Linked DNA regions of Homo sapiens: all the other regions are linked to region 1. The links are chromatin contacts, found by Hi-C or POLR2A ChIA-PET in ENCODE. All regions are on one chromosome and are shown on one strand. Each heading gives the region's core, a stretch centred on a gene start or an enhancer-like site at or near the end of the contact. The rest is flanking DNA. Distances are from core to core; before and after follow the strand shown.

Region 1 (3,262 bases), core at 249-2,748:
ATCATTTTGTATTTAACATTCAGTAGGTACATGTTGTAAAAGGTGCTATAGACACTTTTTGGAGTTTGAGAAGACACAGGACCTGCTCTTAAGGAACTCTAATTTAAAATGGGAAGCAGAACAAAAACATATTTTAATGTGCTTATACACATAGATGGATTAAAAAGTTTTGACTAAATTTGTGTGTTTTTTAAAAATTTAAATCAACCAAGTAACCAGGTAATGAATGCATAGCAACAGATACATTAAATCCGAACAGTTTAATGGGTTTTAGTTGAGAACTGAGCTGGAGCAACATACGTAGGATTCAACTAATTCAGAAAACTTAAAGGGCCCGAGGCTAGATTGTATTTATTTTCCTTTTTGTTTTTCCAGGATTAAAGGGTACACAGCATTTTTTTTCTAAATCTGGAAAAGATATCATTTATCTAATCTTAGGAAATTGTGCTGAATTTGGGGGAAGTTTTATCCCAAAGTCTAAACATAGAGCTTTAAGCACATACATAGGCATTCATTAACACAAAATTGAATTCAGGAGAAATGTGATGAGAACCTGACATGTGTCAAGCCTTTCTGCTGTATGCTAAATATTTATGATAAATGTCATAGCAGCTGTCTTCAAACATAAAAAGCAAACATCAGAGCAGTGTAAGCCTAAAGGGTTAGGCAGGTCAAGGTCAACGGGCTGAACAGAATATGGTGAGTGGCTCTTGGGTATTCTTCCATCTACAAGGAGAGATTATACCAGGAAAAGGTAACCTCTACTGCACCAGCAGCTCCTTCCACTAGCCACTGGGGAATTAAAATAAAAGGTAAAGAAGGCCTTCTTTTGGATCCACAGCAGTAACAACAGCAATACCAATAATTAACGCAAGCTATTGTTTGTTGAGGGCTAACCTTGTTCCTCATTCCCTTTGTTAATGGCTTACGTTCATGAACTTCTTTAATCTTAAAAAGAGCCCTGCAAAAGTAGATATTACCACTATCTCCATTTCATATGTGAGGACACAGACAGAGAGTAGCCATTTGCTCAAGATTGCCAAGCCAAGAAGGGTTCCATGAGTGTTTAAACCTAGAAGTAAGTCTGAAGCTTAGCCCCTTATTCATGGCACTAAATTTCCAGGGACTTGACTGATGCTCTGGCATTTTTGGTGGTTTGGAGGGAGGGAGGCAGTGATTCATCACTCTTTACCCAGCCCGTTGTTTTCCCCGGGTTTTGCAAGAGATCATGTTTAAGGTCAACTGGTTATCACCTGCCTAGACGCTAGTGATTTACAATTATTTCTTTATTAAGAAAATGCTTGGTGTGTGAGTGGTCTCTCTCTGAAAAAATGCCAACAGGAAGGCCTTGTCAGATTTTTGGCAGATACACATTTAAACACATAAAAACAAGTTTAAACACTATCATTTATGCATAATTCTTTCTTGGCATCATCTCTCACTTGCCACAATTTGCAGCCAGAAAACACTTATTTCTACTTTTCTTACTCTAGAAATAATCCAGCCTTAAGTGGATCTAATTCCTTCCCAGAAGAGAAACAGCCTTGTCAGGACTTGGTTGTGTGTGCTGTGTTTGAGGCATCAAGGTTTCCATTTACGGCACAGCTGCACGGACTCCGAAAGCTGGTGCTGAGCCAGAGCTCTGTACCCACTGAGATCTGTAGTCTGGAATGATAAACACACAGCTGCCTGTGGCGAGGGCCACAGGCATAATAGATGGCCACATCTCAACCAGAGTCAAGCGAAGCCTACACAAATCATTAATCCAACTGCTTATATGTTAAATATCACAAACTGTGTACGAAATGGTGAGCTATCTCAGTGGAAGGAGGGGAAAATGGCAGAGGCAATTTAAGGAAACAGGAGAGTAAGTGGCTGTAAGTCCTCTGCAAAGTCCTGCTCTAGAGCTGATTTACTGCCACCAAGCCCTCTTGCTGCAAATAGTTCATAAAGCCTATGACCTGAGTACTTGCCCACGGGACCACAATAACATTTATCTAGCATAAATTAATGTGTTTCAACCACTAATTCAATTTGGCTGTCTCATTCTTCTGGTTTTGGCAAAGCCTAGCCTTGCTATAAAGTCACTCCGTGACTCACACGAATGGCTGTGTTTGTTAAGGAGTCACACACCACTAGGAACAAAGAGTGCTGTTAGTTGAGTAGTCATAAAATATACCTCCCGAGCACATTTGGAGCTGTGCTAATTGAAACTTCCTCTTTAGAGGAGCCTGATCAAAACCAGCTGTAGGAGTCAAGCAGGAACAGATTTCAACATTACATTAAAAGCCCAACAAATTCAGTAAGAGCAGCCTCTGAGAGAAGAGGGCATTCCAGCCTGAACAAATGCTCTAATTGCCTCCTGACATGCTGCAAAGAAAGCTTGTGACCTGAGCCTGGAGAGCTGTGGAGAGAAACTTCTCCATAAGATTTGAAAAAAAGCAACCTCTAGGGCAGTTCTCCTCATAAAATTCCAGATCTGCCAACATTCTCAAGTAACACATGTGAAAACCCACAAAAGCTGAGTGAATTTAGGCAAATGAAGTGATATATTGTTCTGAAAGGGGAAAAACAGAGCTTAAGTATTTTCAATGGTAATATGACCTTTTATGGACATCCCTTTAGTATTGAAAACAAAAACAAAACCTCCAACTCACAGAGGAACAAACAAAATACAAATAAGAAGCAAAAGCCTGGATGAATCGCAAAGAAAAGACACAGAGTGTATTTAAAGACAAAAAATGAGAGCTGTCTCTTCCTCTTTGGCGGCTTGTGAATTTCCTATTCCAAGACATAAGGGCTGCACTCTGCCAATGTGTATAAAATCAAATGCATCCATAGGTTCGCTGAAAATGTGGAATAATCATGCATTTTCTGTGTTTGCTTTACTTGAGGGTGGTTTAGCCATTTGTAAAGGAAGCAGTCATTGATATATAAATATAAATAGCAAATCTATCCATCAAATATGTGCATTGTATTTAATTTAGATGAGTGGAATGCCTGGAAATGTTACAAGCAAGTTTTGCATTATAACACCTTTAAGTAGCATATAAATTAGAAAGGATTGCTGATCTTTATAATTTATTTACTCATCAATTTAATGGAGTATCTAATTTTGGAGCTATGTCACACTGATTCTTAAAGATACAGGGTGGGGGAGGTTTATTTACATAGATATAGAAAGGACCATTATGTTTTATGTCATAAAAGAGTGAGTGACTTATATGTAGTATATGAATTATAATGATTATTCTGGAGGATC
Region 2 (3,262 bases), core at 274-2,773, 970 kb before region 1:
CCCTCCTCCCCCATTAGTGTTTAGTTGAAAATTCACTATCCTGAATTCACATCAAAGCTTATTTATTTTTCCCATTTTCCTTTGATATAGGAATCAGCTAAGTTCTAAATAATAAATGTCAGCTAAACATTTGTAACTCCCCAGTGTGTATAGACTTGATGGTAGCAGTTCCCTGAATCCTTTGGGGGAAGCTGAAGGCACCAGATCCTCCCTCCCCAGAAACAGGGGTAGTCACCTTATGCATATATGACCCAGAGCTGGCCTAGAAGATGCTCTTGTCTAGGGCTTTGAATCCTAGCATTGTAATGCCAAAGCACGAGAACTGCTTGGATTCACCTACAGCAGGAGATGTGATAGGAAGGAATATCCTCATTAATTGAGGAGGAGGCTGCAGATGGAGAGGTTGTCCCTTCAGTAGCAGAAGTCCTGTCCTATAGTACTGGTGGTAGTGACATTCTGGTCAGGCTGCTTCTGCTAAAACATGACGGCACTACTCCCTGATTGTTGACTCTCCTGGCTTCTGTCCACTTTCCCAATTCTAGTTCTTCAATCTCCTATCAATTCTGAAGCCCCCAAGAACTTTGTGAAATTTCACCTATTTGCTTAACGACACTGGAGACCATTTGTGTCCCTCACAACTAAAAGATTCCTAATGAACTTAGAGATTGTGGCTGATAATTAGATAGTTTGCTACTGTAAGCAGAATATATTTCTTCTTAACAGAGCTTGCCTGGTTTGACCATTGAGCTGCCTAAAGCATGTTATTGTTTCTATAGTGTCAACAAATATGCTATCCCATTTCATCCTCTCATTGATCCCAGAAGGGCACAAGATATAAAAATATAAATATTTCCAGCTGGGCATGGAAGCTCACATCTGTAACTCCATATTTCCAGCTAGGCATGGCAGCTCACATCTGTAATCCCAACACTTTGGGAGGCCGAGGCAGGAGGATCACTTGAGGCCAGGAGTTTGAGACCAGCTTGATCACATAGAGAGATCTTGTTTCTACAAAAAATTCAAAAATTAAACAGGCATGGTGGCTTGCGCCTGTAGTTCTAGCTACTTGGGAGGCTGAGGGGAGTGGATCACTTGAGCCCAGGAGTTTGAGATTGCAGTGGGCTAGGATTGCACCACTGTACTCCAGCCTGGGTAAAAGAGTGAAACCCTGTCTCCAAAATAAAAAAAAAAAGAAAAGAAAAATAAATAAATATTTCTAACTCAGTGGTGGTAAATTTAAGGTTCCCAGATAGTAATTGACTTGACCAAGGTCAATGCAGTATTAAGGAATAAATCAAGATTCATAACCAGAACTGATCTATGTTCAGTCCTTTTTTACTATACCACTTTGTCTTCTCCAAAGGAGTTGCTTTAACTGCAATAGCCCAACATAGAAAAGGCTTTTTTATCAGCAGATGGAAGGGAATGCTCCTGAAATTTTGCCCAAAGGACTGGCCCCTTGCTTGTACAGGCATAAGTAATCACCAGCTTGCTTAATTCTAGCTCTGCACATTGCCATGACTCAGTGCCACTGGCTCTCCAACAGGATATAAATAGACCCTCAGAGGAAAAGCAGATTCATGACAATTAACAGTCTATGTGGTATAGCACAGCCACAGAAACTAAATGGCTATACCGATTGTGCCCCCTTAAAAGGTGTAAAACTTCCTCTTTCATATTTCATTTCAGCCTGTAACTTTTTTGACATTGTCATATCACCTCCCCGTCCCTGCTATTTTGACTTCTTCCGGATCTGGATGCAGTATGAATTCTAGAAGTACAAATTCTTTAAAATGCCACCCAAGAGGCTTAATCTATTTTCTAAATTTCCACCTGTCTGAAGTCTGTCCTGTACACCTTCTTCTAATCTAAACACTTGTTTTTTAGTGTTGCTTCTTAAAAGAACGAGCAGGCCTTAAAAGCTGATGTTTTGGCAAAGACAGAGTACAGGAAAAGTTACCTGAACTAAGCAACTTGGAGAAACAAGTTTGAAAGATAGTTCCCCAGCTGCAAGTGGTGTGTGAGGGGTAGACCACACCTGGGTCTGAGGGTTGGTTAAGCTAGTGAGTGAGTATCAGAGATGGATTAAAATGACTGTGGCTATAAGGAAGATGAATAGAGCAAGAGCATGAATAATGACACCAGAATAACAGGCATATTTCCATTCCTCTTTATACACAATTGAGCCACTAGAATTTGAAAGCAGACTTGTAATTGCTAGAGAACCTCACTCATTAGAAGGAGTAATTTTGAAGGGGAACATTCCTAGGGATTGAAGATGGTATAACAACTGTGTGAGACTCCCCTAAGAAGTGTGTGAAAGAGGAGACTAGCAGTGAGCAACTCTACTTCCTGCTACAATTCACTGTGGACAGGGAACAACTCCTATGGAACTTCATGAAGGAGGCCTAAACCTCTGTCATCCACTGGGTTTTGTGAGCAGCCCCATTCTGCTTTCTATCATGGAGAGTAACAAGAAATTGAAAATGAATATGAGTTTTGTGGCTTACAGATATGTAAACATTCATATCCTTCACAGAGGCCGGGCACGGTGGCTCACGCCTGTAATCCCAGCACTTTGGGGGGCCGAGGCGGACGGATCACCAGGTCAGGAGATCAAGACCATCCTGGCTAACACTGTGAAACCCCGTCTCTACTAAAAATACAAAACATTAGCCGGGCTCGGTGGCGGGCGCCTGTAGTTCCAGCAACTAGGGAGGCTGAGGCAGGAGAATGGCGTGAACTTGGGTAGCGGAGCTTGCAGTCAGCCGAGATAGCACCACTGCACTCTGGCCTAGGCGAAAGAGCGACACTCCGCCTCAAAAAAAAAAAAAAGAGTTAGATCGCAGAAAATTAAAAAAAGATAACAGCCAGAAAAAAAATGGTATATAGCCCACATCCCTGGGGTAGGGCCAGCAGTAAAAATGGAAGAGAGAGAGCAGGGAAGCCTACTTGTGACCCTTTAACATGACTGAAACGATTCTGCCATCCAGACTACCCAAAGAGATTCACTTTATCAGTCAGTGTTTTTTACTGCAGACAACAGAATCTATTATTGATAATATAAAGAGAAAGGGAATTATTATAGAAAGTAACCGAGCTCACAAAGCCATTGGGTGATTTGAAAGAACAGGCTCTAAACAGAAATTTCAGAAACAACTTCCTTAGCTCCTCCAGAGAAGTGCCACATTAAAAGATTTGGTTGCAACACAGGCCTCGGTTGCAATTACCAAGTGCCGAAACAAGGAGCTGCCTCTGCAGC
Region 3 (3,262 bases), core at 401-2,900, 740 kb before region 1:
TCCTGAAGATGAGCTCTCTAGAATAAAAATCCGATGAACTTTTCTTTGGAGATGAGGGGACATTCGTTTATCTCCGCTGGGCTTTCTCTCAAAGAAAAAAAAAATCTTCTAATCTTCCTCTTCTTTTTCCTGCCCCACGAATGTGTCCAGGGATTTTACACCCTCAGTCCAGGTCCACCTTTTCCTGTGAAGGGGGGGGGAAAAGTCGAATATTTCTTGTCTGGGTGTTACCAGAATAAAAAACGATTAGTATTGGGGAATCAGTAAAGGGGACAGGGAAGGATGGAGAGTAAGGTGGCTCATGTATTGTCCTCACAGTCCAATATCAGGTTTAAAGGAAAATAACCAAACCCGAAAAATAAACCTATGACAGTAAGCATCTTACGGTAGCTAAAAAGAAAATCCCTTTATCAACAACACAAGGATAATCACCTTTTTAAAAGCATTAAATTATCTTAAGGATCTGATTCAAGTCCAGAAAGGTTTTTGTGTTCTTTTTTAAAGTTTAGGATTTCAGTCTGGCACATGTGATATCTCAACCCCAGAAACACAGCCTGAACACTCAGACAAGAAGGAAGAACACAGCTTTAAACATCCCTAAACATGTCCTAGATCTTGCAATTTAGAAGACCAGACCCTGGAAGTTCTGAGGCTAGTTTTCAGAATAGAATGTTGCTAAATTTTCCTTATTTCTAATTTAGGTTTCAGTACTTCTTTTTACAAATTGTCTGGGCAATCTGTTTTTTGTTCCTAGTAAGGAACAGAAAAAACAACCAATAACTGCCCCCAACACACACACATACCTCCCTCCTATCCTCTTTTCCCAAACAGCTTCTACAATTTCTTTTTTGAAATATGCATGTCTTTTAAGAGCATTTCTCTCTAGAAAAGACAGTGTTATATAAAAAGTTAAATACCTGCCTTTTGAGAAAAAAATACATTTAAACAATTCTACCATATTCCTAGGTCAGAGAATTGCTCACTCTCTTAAATACGGTGCTACTGACTGTACAGAAAACTGATTAAGACATACACTTTAAGTGATCTGCGCCAAGGTGGCCTCAATGACCGCAAATGAGTGTGTTTGACAAAGAGCAGTTAAAACGGTTTTTAAAGGGATCAGCCCCTTTTTAACAGTTGATTGTCAAGAAAAAAATAAATAAATATACATACACACACACATACACACACACAGACATTGCTTACCTTTTAATCCTTTATCATTTTTTAATTAGGCCAGCAAATCAAAATGCCTTTCCCACTCCACTCGGCAAACAAGCCTGTGCCTCATTTTACTTAAACACCAAATGATCAAGAAGGAAGAAACCAAATAACACATCTCAGCCAGAATAATCACTCGATAACATTATTCCACCTCCCCACCCCCCTTTTGGCAAACGAATCAGTCCTTTTCTCCTTAAAAAAAATGTGTCACTGTACAGCTGGAAAATAATGTTTCACATTCACAACAGAAGCACCAAAGGTTTTTTTTTCCTCTTAACAAGCATCGAGAATAATAGTTTTTTAAAAAACAGAGAGTTTAGAGAAAAAAGTTTTCCCAACTTCTCATTCCGCCTTCAGTTCCAGACTTCAGAGTCACCGTGATCAGTAATGATCCCATGTAGCAAACCTACAGGCGTCCGCTAGTAACGAGACAGAATGTGCTAACATCGGGATAAATTAGTGAAAGGGAAGAAAGAATAAGAAGAAAGGACTGAAAATCTGGGCTGGATTCCGCCTGTTAGTCGGGAAGTGGCATTTTTCCGCCCGTCCTGACAGATTTGATTTCTTGAACTAACTTAAGAGAAAAGGAGGGGGGGAGTAGAGGGAGGAGGAGGAGAAGAAAGGGTGGGATGAGAAACTGGGCAAGAGGAGAAAAAGAAAGGTGTGGAGGAGGAGACAGCAGATGATTCAGTGAGCTGATAAACCAGTTATAACAGCATTCGCTCGGGGCGGGGGGCGGGGGGCTTGGGGCGGTGGGGTGGGGAAAATAACGGCGTTTAAAATGGGCTCAGTCTTCGAAACCTAAAGGATGTGATGTTTTCCTGTCTTATGTTGTTTTAAGAAAAAGGAACTGAGTTCCTAGTATAGCTCCCGAGGGGAGTGGAATCCTCTGTCGCTCAGGTCAGCCAGTCATGTGGTAATTCGATAATTAGAGTCAAAATAAGGTTTTTGTTTTCTTTTTTTTTTTTTTTAAGGCGACCCTTTTCGGGAGTTTTTCCCTCTTATACTCGCAGCAAACGGTGTGTCTCCCTTTTATTTATTTTTTCTCTCCTCTCCCTTCGCCCAGCCCCTCCTGTGTTTAGTCAGATGGCCCCGGAGCTTGGCTTAGTATTTTTAATTAGCTGGCGTTTGGAAGCTAAAAGCAGTAATGAATTGTTGATGGATTGGAAGTGGAGAGTCGCTTTGCTGGAAATGTCGGGGCTGGGAGAGGGGGATGGGCGAGTTAGTAACAACCAACCATCTAAAAGGAGCGATTTTGTTACAGTGCAAGCCTTTCACATCACGTGAGGATCAAGGGCTCAATTGGTTGTCGTGAGAACAAAAATGGTGACAAGCGTATCAAGAAAATACTGATCTGGTCTTTAAAAAAAAAAAAGCTGAAAGTCTCTCCCCTCCCCCTGCACACACTCCCCCAACCTCCTCCCCCCGCCCCCCCGCAGTGGGCGAAGCTACAAGTTATGAATGTGAAACATTTCTCGGAGATCTAGGATCTCCGAAGTTCGGAAGGAGCGAAATGTAATGAGCACAAGAGCAAAGCAGATGTTTTAAAGAAACACTTTATAAACCTTTCCTCAACTTATCTCCAATTTGTCGGCTTTCCCAAGGGGCCAGGGACGGGGACGCCTGGGGGAGGGAGAAGGGTATCTCCGAGCTACTTGGATTTTAGGGACCCCCACTTCATGTATTAAACAAAGAAAAACCTTTTGCTTGCTCCCCAGCCTGGTCCTGTAATAAATACACCATTGTTACTATTTGTGGGTTTGTTTGGGTTGGGTGGGGCTTTTATTTTTTCTCTTAATGGTATTTTTGTTGCTTGCTTTTTTAAGGAGATGGCGAATGGTAATTATAACCATTACATGTAATGAGTGACTATTCCCTTGTTTAATATTAAATTATCGGGCACTGGGATCTGACAGGAGACAGAAATCGGCTTGTTCTGCCCTTGCCCCCATTTTCCTGGATCGCTTTGGGAGGGGGGTCTGCCCAGCTAGGACAGAAGAGGGAGGGAGTAAGGTGAGCTAGAGAATTGACACTGCAG
Region 4 (3,262 bases), core at 319-2,818, 550 kb before region 1:
CAACCTGGCCAACAGGGTGAAACCCCATCTCTATGAAAACAAAACAAAACAAAACAAAAAACTTAGCTAGGGGTGGTGGTTCACGTCTGTAATCCCAGCCATTTGGGAGGCTGAGGCACGAGAATCACTTGAACCCCAGGGAGTGGATGTTGCAGTGAGCCAAGATTGTGCCACTGCACTCGAGTCTGGGTGACAGAGTGAAACTCCATCTCAAAAAAAAAAAAAAAAAAGAAAGTAATGCATTGTCTATATCAGCGGCCATATACCACACAAGAGGCTATATTAATATCCTTTAACAATGATACCACACATGGTACAGCAGTTGTGACTGGGCAACAGCTTGGTTGATCTTACTGAAGTCTCAGTCATTCTCCAAAACCAATTTACTTTCTGCAGGAACTGGACTGGTGAATTAAATAGAGATATGCTAGGTACCACCATCCCTGGACCCTTTAGTCCTTTAAAAATGACACTAAGGGCTGGGCGCAGTGGCTCACACCTGTAATCCCGGCAGTTTGGGAGGCCGAGGTGGGCAGATCACCTGAGGTCAGAAGTTCAAGACCAGCCTGGTCAACATGGTGAAACCCCGTCTCTATTAAAAATACAAAAATTAGTGGGCACCTGTAATTCCAGCTACTCGGGAAGCTGAGGCAGGAGAATCTCTTGAGCCCGCGAGGCAGGTGTTACAGTGAGCCGAGATTGTGCCATTGCACTCCAGCCTGGGCAAAAAGAGTGAAACTGCATTGCAAAAAACAAAAAACAAAACAAAACAAAAGCACTAGTCTTTGGTGCTCCTCATTTTCTTACCTGGGATGCAGTAATGTTTTTGATTTGCTATGCTGACTGGAGAGTGGTGGTGGATTATTTCATAGCCTCCAATTTGGCTTTCCACACTCTGATAACTATTACTCCTATAAGCCAATGTCTCAATATAGATGGTTTTCTAATTTTCAAGTGTGTTAAATCTAATTATACATTCAGGGACTAGGGAACTGACCACCAGGAGGGTTTGTGAACCTAGAGGACATATTATTATTACTCTAGGCCTTGAAATTTCTTCATTCTTGTTTCTTTTTTTTAAATAGGGTCTCTGTCACCCAGGCTGGAATGCAGTGGTGTGATCACTGCTTACTGCAGCCTCGACCTTTCCAGCTCAAGTGATCCTCCCACCTCAGCCTCCCAAGTAGCTGGGACTACAGGCACGTGCCACCATGCCTAGCTGATGTTTTTTTTTTTTTTTTTAAAGAAATGTGTTGCCCAGGCTGGTCTCAAACTTTTAGGCTCAAGCAATCTTCCCACTTCCGTTTCCCGAAGTGCTAGGTTTACAGGCATGAGTCACTGTGCCTGGCCTCATTATTTCTTGATTCCTATGTGACCCCACTCTAAGAAGAGAGGCCATGATGACATTCCATGTCCCCGAGTTTCAGTGACCACTTGGACTCTTTATCTAATACCCCTTAAAGGGTCTGGTCATTCTTACCATATTATGTATTCACTTGAATAAATGGCCATAAATGCCTTTAGAGAAGAACTTGGAGTGTCAGTGCTCTGTATATTTGTCTCAGTGTTGGCAGGGTTTTCCCCCTGGGAACCCAGCCACTTCTTTGGTTAATAGATTCCAGGTCTGGAATTGCTCAGGTTCAGGAACTGGGCAAATGATCATGACATTTTTATTGGAGCAATTGCATTCAAGCTCCAGTGCTGGGTAAAAAAATATTAAAAATGCCCGTTAGAGGGGTCCTGTGTTTGGTGAAGATGGGTAGGCCCTTAAACAACTGCCTGGCTCAGTCATTGGTTGAGGACCACCCCCAAAATAATGTGCCCTCAGCTCAAAAGCTGAGGCAAAACCTGAAGGAACTGATAACTAGAGGCCATCAGCTAAACACACTCCTACTCACTGGACAGGAGTTCTTTCTGGAAAGGCAATCTGAGCAGGTCACCTCAATGTCTGTCACACAATCATGAACAAAAATATCCCAAAAAATTTTTTTCCACAAAAAGTAAAATTCTCAAAACTCAACAATTTGAAACAAAAGCTATTAAAAATAATATGAAGGGTTAACTTCCTAACTAACTTCATAAAGGATTAACACCCTTACATCATAGCATCACTCTTTAGGAAAAATCTATAGTACATGAACTTTATATGATATATTTAACAAATAGTTAAAGCTAAACACTTAAGATTCCAATAAATACTTAGAACAAGTACTAAGACAGAATAAATAGGAATAACCAATGGACATGAAAAAATACAGTCTTACAAGTAGTTGAATGCACATTAAAACAAATACATTTGAAGGACCTATCAAACTTCTAAATTTTTTTTTTTTTTTTATTAGATGGCGTCTCGCTCTGTCGCCCAGGCTGGAGTGCAGTGGCACGATCTCAGCTCACTGCAAGCTCCACCTCCTGGGTTCAGGCCATTCTCCTGCCTCAGCCTCCCGAGTAGCTGGGACTACAGGTGCCTGCCACCACACCCGGCTAATTTTTTGTATTTTTAGTAGAGATGGGGTTTCACCGTGTTAGCCAGGATGGTCTCGATCTCCTTACCTTGTGACCGCCTGCCTCGGCCTCCCAAAGTGCTGGGATTACAGATGTGAGTCACTGCGCCTGGCCCAAACTTCTAAATTTTTAAAGTTAACAATTTAATTTTGACTGGTGAGTGTTAAGTTAGAGGCGTCTCACACATGCTTAGCAGGAAGGTAAATTTATATTTCTATAAATAAATTTGGCACCAGGCTTCAGGAGGTGCACAAATTTATTTTCTTTCTTTTTTTTTCTTTTTGAGATGGAGTCTTGCTTTGTTGCCCAGGCTGGAGTGCAGTGGCGCTATCTTGGCTCACTGCACCCTCCACCTCCTGGGTTCAAGTGATTCTCCTGCGTCAGCCTCCCAAGTAGCGGGGATTACAGGCACGTGCCACCATGCCCGGCTAATTTTTGTATTTTTAGTAGAGACAGGGTTTCACCATCTTGGCCATGCTGGTCTCAAACTTCTGGCCTCAATTGATCCGCCCACCTTGGCCTCCCAGCATGCTGGGATTACAGTCGTTGAGCCACTGTGCTCAGCACAAACAAATCTTTTACTCAGTAACTCTACTTTGAGAGTCTATCCTAAGGAAATAATCAGAAATGTGGACAAAGATATATGTGTAAAGATATTTATCCTAGCACTATTTGTTATATTAAAACCCACAAGCAGCCTTAATGCCCCAAATTAGGAAAACAGTTATATAAATTACATTGAATGTATGTGATAGCG
Region 5 (3,262 bases), core at 396-2,895, 520 kb after region 1:
TGTTTTTCTTCTCAAACTGTAGATTTTAAGATTGGAATGGTAGAATTCTTATTAAATTATATATTAAAAATATAAAAAGTCCCTTTCTTTATATAATAAACAGTCTTTTTCCAGGTCTCAGAGGTAAAGTTCCTTTTCTATAAAAAGCTGTAATTGTGGTTTTCAAAATCTCATTAAATATTTAGATCTGTTAGAACACAAGTGTTTTCTGTTGAGGTTTAAACACATTCAGACTAATTATTTCTAATGTTTTGACCATTGTACAAATACTTGCAGTATTAAATAGCTAATAGCATAAAATAAAAAAACAAGTCATGTGCAGAAATCATAATTCCTTCTGGATTTTCTTTCATCCAGATATTTCTGGGTGAAACAAAAATAGCAATACAATGTATTTTTTAGCAATATAAAACATTAAATGAATATGATTCAAGGTACAAATGTTACTTTATATAACCTTGTTTTCTGTGTGTCTGCATTTATATGACCATAAACACAAGAAAATACTCAAGGTCTCAAGCACACTAAACCCACTATGACTCCAGAATGGATAATTTCCTGGCATTTTAGTAATTTTAGAAGGGGAAACCACACTACAATATTCTAAAGGAAATATTCTGCCAATACCACTTTGTAACAAAAAGACTCAGTAATTTGATCATCTGCCTGTAAGGTGAAAAAAGAGTTAGAGAAAATGACTAAATGACTATCTTCCAGAACTACTATCCTTTATTCATTATTCCCTTTTTAAAACGCTACATAATATAGGAATACAGAAAAGCATAAAAGCAACTTTCCTGTTCTAAAGGTAACATAGTCATTTTTCTTAAATACTCCCTATGTTGCAGGTACTGTGTAAAATATCTTATACACATTATTTCCTTTACTTCTTCAAGCACCCCCAGGGGGCAGATTCCTTATTATTACTCCATTTTATAAATGAGGAATGAGGAGCCAGAAAGGTCATATGTTCACTGAAGATCATTTAGCAAATAGATAGAGGAGCTAGGTTTCTAACACAGGCATTCAGACTTCAGGACCTGGAACACAGGGCCTTCCTCACTTAGATTTAGATTTCGAAAACCTACATATGGATGTTAGAATGAAAACTAATACAGGTCAATCTAAAGAATACTAAATAAATTTAAGTTTTGTTAATGGTTTGTTTAGGGACTAAGAAATGCATTCATTTGGGAAATCTGTTCTGAAATTCCTTCATTTAAGAGTACCCCCCCAGGATAGAGCAAAGTCTTCTGTCCCCAGTAACACATTACTTGTCTTTAGAATCATACGCGATTTAAATCATCTCATTGTTATTATTGTCACTCCATTGTCCACTGGCAACTCAGAGCCACACTGTCTCTGTGTTCAAAGCAAATGTTTATCAAATCACGCTCCAAGGTTTCGTGAAGGCCCTGAAAGCTGAGAGAGGAGGAACTAAAGATGAAATGGGAGTACTGAATGTGAGTCTCAAACCAGGAGGGAAAAAGGTATTGCCCTTGAATTCTGGCCCACACTGAAGTTTCCGGTTCCAATGTCTTTGTTGCTTTTTCTAATTTTTTGGCTGAGAGCTCGTGTGCTTTCCTCCTCCCAGGGGTTCTGCTGAGCAGGCCTGGTTGGAAGAGATCCCAGGCGAGAGCAGAGGTCTGAGGATTATTGAAGTGGTTTTCTTTTTAATCACTTATAAAAACAGAGACAAAGCCAATCACCAGCCATGTGATTTGCTCTAAGTCACTGGGCCTCTAAATTCCCTGAAGAAAGCCAGAGTCAGCTCTTTCCCAACAATGTGATATTTTGAGCTTCTCTCAATTTGAGAGCCTTAGACCTCTGGAAAGGGGAGGGAGAGAGAGAAAAAAACATACCTTGAACACATGAACAAAGTAGGGACTATAGTGAAACTATCATGCTCAAGCACAGGGGATAAGCCTGTGTGTCTCTGCCCCTTTCCAGCACTTTGAAAATTCATTTTCACTTTATTTCCTAGTTGATAAAACTCAGCACAATCTCTGTTCCTTCCTCTCATCACCCTCTGATTTTTCTTCTATGGGATTTGCAATCAGAGTTCCTTAAAGGGTAAATTAGGAACAGAAGATGAAGAGACTAAGATAAATCTGGTTGCATTGGTCCTTACCAAAATTTAATTAACTAGCATTTGAATAACCACTATCCAGGCAATGATAGGGAACAGAAAAAAGCTCTGGAAAAGATGGGAGAGATGTCATAACTTTATTGTAATTCTTTTGTATGATCAGTGTTTCCACATCAAGTTCTCACCCCCCAAAAGGACAGCAATAAATCCTGATGATTAACAAAAAGAATTAATTTCATTTTGTTGTATTTTGTAATTTTCAAGACTTAGCCCAGTTGAAAACATACATTGCCACCACTTCAACCAGCCCACCCCCACTTTATAAAAGAAAGCAATCTGTACAACCAAACCAAATGCTTTCCATTTTTTTTCTCCTCTCAGAAACATCAGCAGACTTAGTCAAGCACAGGCTGAGTGCCAGCCACAGCAAGATTATGCTAACCCCAAGATGTGGGAGTTGGCTGTGTTCCTCTGAGGCTTGCACAGAATGGTATTAAAAGTAATGAACACACAGAGAGACCCTGCAGGGCACGCCATGGTTTGCGTTTATGCCTCATTGGAACACTGCGGGTATTAGCAATTCTTCTAAATCTACATGTGCATGGTGTTTTCTGTTTTTGCACATGTACTGACTTGCTTCTCAACATATTTGAACCTTCTTTCCATTTTAATTGTCCAATTCCCATACTCTAAATCTACGTCTGCTATCCCCCTCTCCCTCCTCCTCCCCCAAAACCTGTACTATAACCAATTTGATAGAACTTTTAAGTTCCTTTCTCAGTGAGGTCCCTGTCATCTTTGGAACAGATGATACTTCATGTCATACCCTGAGGTCACACAGACAACTTGAGAAGTTTCAAATTCCATTGCATATTTAAATTATGGTTATAATATTTAGAATCCATCCTACAGGTTTATTAATTAATGTATAAAATGCAGCTTAATATCACAAATAGTAAGTACCTAATAATTTGGTTGAAACACTCACAGTCCTTAACATTGAAGAAATGTTGCACATATAATTTTATGTTCAAAAACATATAAGCTAGATATACTAAGGTAATTTGAGATTAGAGAGTATCAATATTCCAACATTTACTATGCATTGAGACTTACACTTTTTGTTCAATATGAAAACTGATACAACTGTCAACTTTGCTTAATAGAGAAAAG

What was found. A loop is a pair of places that touch in the nucleus more often than their neighbours do. ChIA-PET counts read pairs that join two places held with the same protein, here RNA polymerase II (POLR2A). Pooled maps may share reads with other maps.
Region 2: a loop to region 1 is called in a map of vagina, with 11 times the contacts of the local background. The contact joins two enhancer-like sites. A Hi-C loop is called at or near these places in 2 of 168 maps with a recorded cell type or tissue (ascending aorta and vagina) and 6 of 50 pooled maps.
Region 3: a loop to region 1 is called in a map of transverse colon, with 12 times the contacts of the local background. The contact joins the promoter of ZNF608 here to the enhancer-like site in region 1. A Hi-C loop is called at or near these places in 16 of 168 maps with a recorded cell type or tissue (Calu3, IMR-90, MCF 10A and 12 more) and 19 of 50 pooled maps. POLR2A ChIA-PET finds 5 or more read pairs at or near these places in 6 of 52 experiments (A549, AG04450, MCF 10A and 3 more).
Region 4: a loop to region 1 is called in a map of sigmoid colon, with 8 times the contacts of the local background. The contact joins two enhancer-like sites. A Hi-C loop is called at or near these places in 3 of 168 maps with a recorded cell type or tissue (endothelial cell of umbilical vein, prostate gland and sigmoid colon) and 7 of 50 pooled maps.
Region 5: a map of ascending aorta shows a loop between it and region 1 (5-fold over the local background). The contact joins two enhancer-like sites. A Hi-C loop is called at or near these places in 1 of 168 maps with a recorded cell type or tissue (ascending aorta) and 6 of 50 pooled maps. POLR2A ChIA-PET finds 5 or more read pairs at or near these places in 2 of 52 experiments (MCF 10A and RWPE1).

Annotation. Positions count from the first base shown.
Region 1 is chr5:125,483,218-125,486,479 of GRCh38, forward strand. The region is part of intron 8 of LOC124901056 (a long non-coding RNA gene); the gene reads right to left. Among named protein-coding and RNA genes, the nearest start is that of LINC02240, 8.4 kb to the right of the region's middle. Within about 2 kb of position 1,499, at least 26 of the 41 ENCODE cell types and tissues checked have a DNase peak (open chromatin) inside an H3K27ac peak, as active enhancers do; they include IMR-90, PC-3, Panc1 and 7 more, where a contact is called at or near this core.
Region 2 is chr5:124,518,068-124,521,329 of GRCh38, forward strand. No RefSeq gene overlaps it. Among named protein-coding and RNA genes, the nearest start is that of LINC01170, 81 kb to the left of the region's middle. Within about 2 kb of position 1,524, at least 4 of the 41 ENCODE cell types and tissues checked have a DNase peak (open chromatin) inside an H3K27ac peak, as active enhancers do.
Region 3 is chr5:124,744,989-124,748,250 of GRCh38, forward strand. ZNF608 (zinc finger protein 608) reads right to left here and starts at 1,651. Exons shown (of 10, transcript NM_020747.3): 1 at 1,207-1,651; 2 at 1-184. The coding sequence starts at 1. RefSeq lists enhancers at 1,892-2,890, 2,584-2,763, 2,891-3,262.
Region 4 is chr5:124,931,528-124,934,789 of GRCh38, forward strand. No RefSeq gene overlaps it. Among named protein-coding and RNA genes, the nearest start is that of ZNF608, 190 kb to the left of the region's middle. Within about 2 kb of position 1,569, at least 5 of the 41 ENCODE cell types and tissues checked have a DNase peak (open chromatin) inside an H3K27ac peak, as active enhancers do.
Region 5 is chr5:126,000,951-126,004,212 of GRCh38, forward strand. The region is part of intron 2 of LOC124901056 (a long non-coding RNA gene); the gene reads right to left. Among named protein-coding and RNA genes, the nearest start is that of LINC02039, 180 kb to the right of the region's middle. Within about 2 kb of position 1,646, at least 14 of the 41 ENCODE cell types and tissues checked have a DNase peak (open chromatin) inside an H3K27ac peak, as active enhancers do; they include ascending aorta, where a contact is called at or near this core.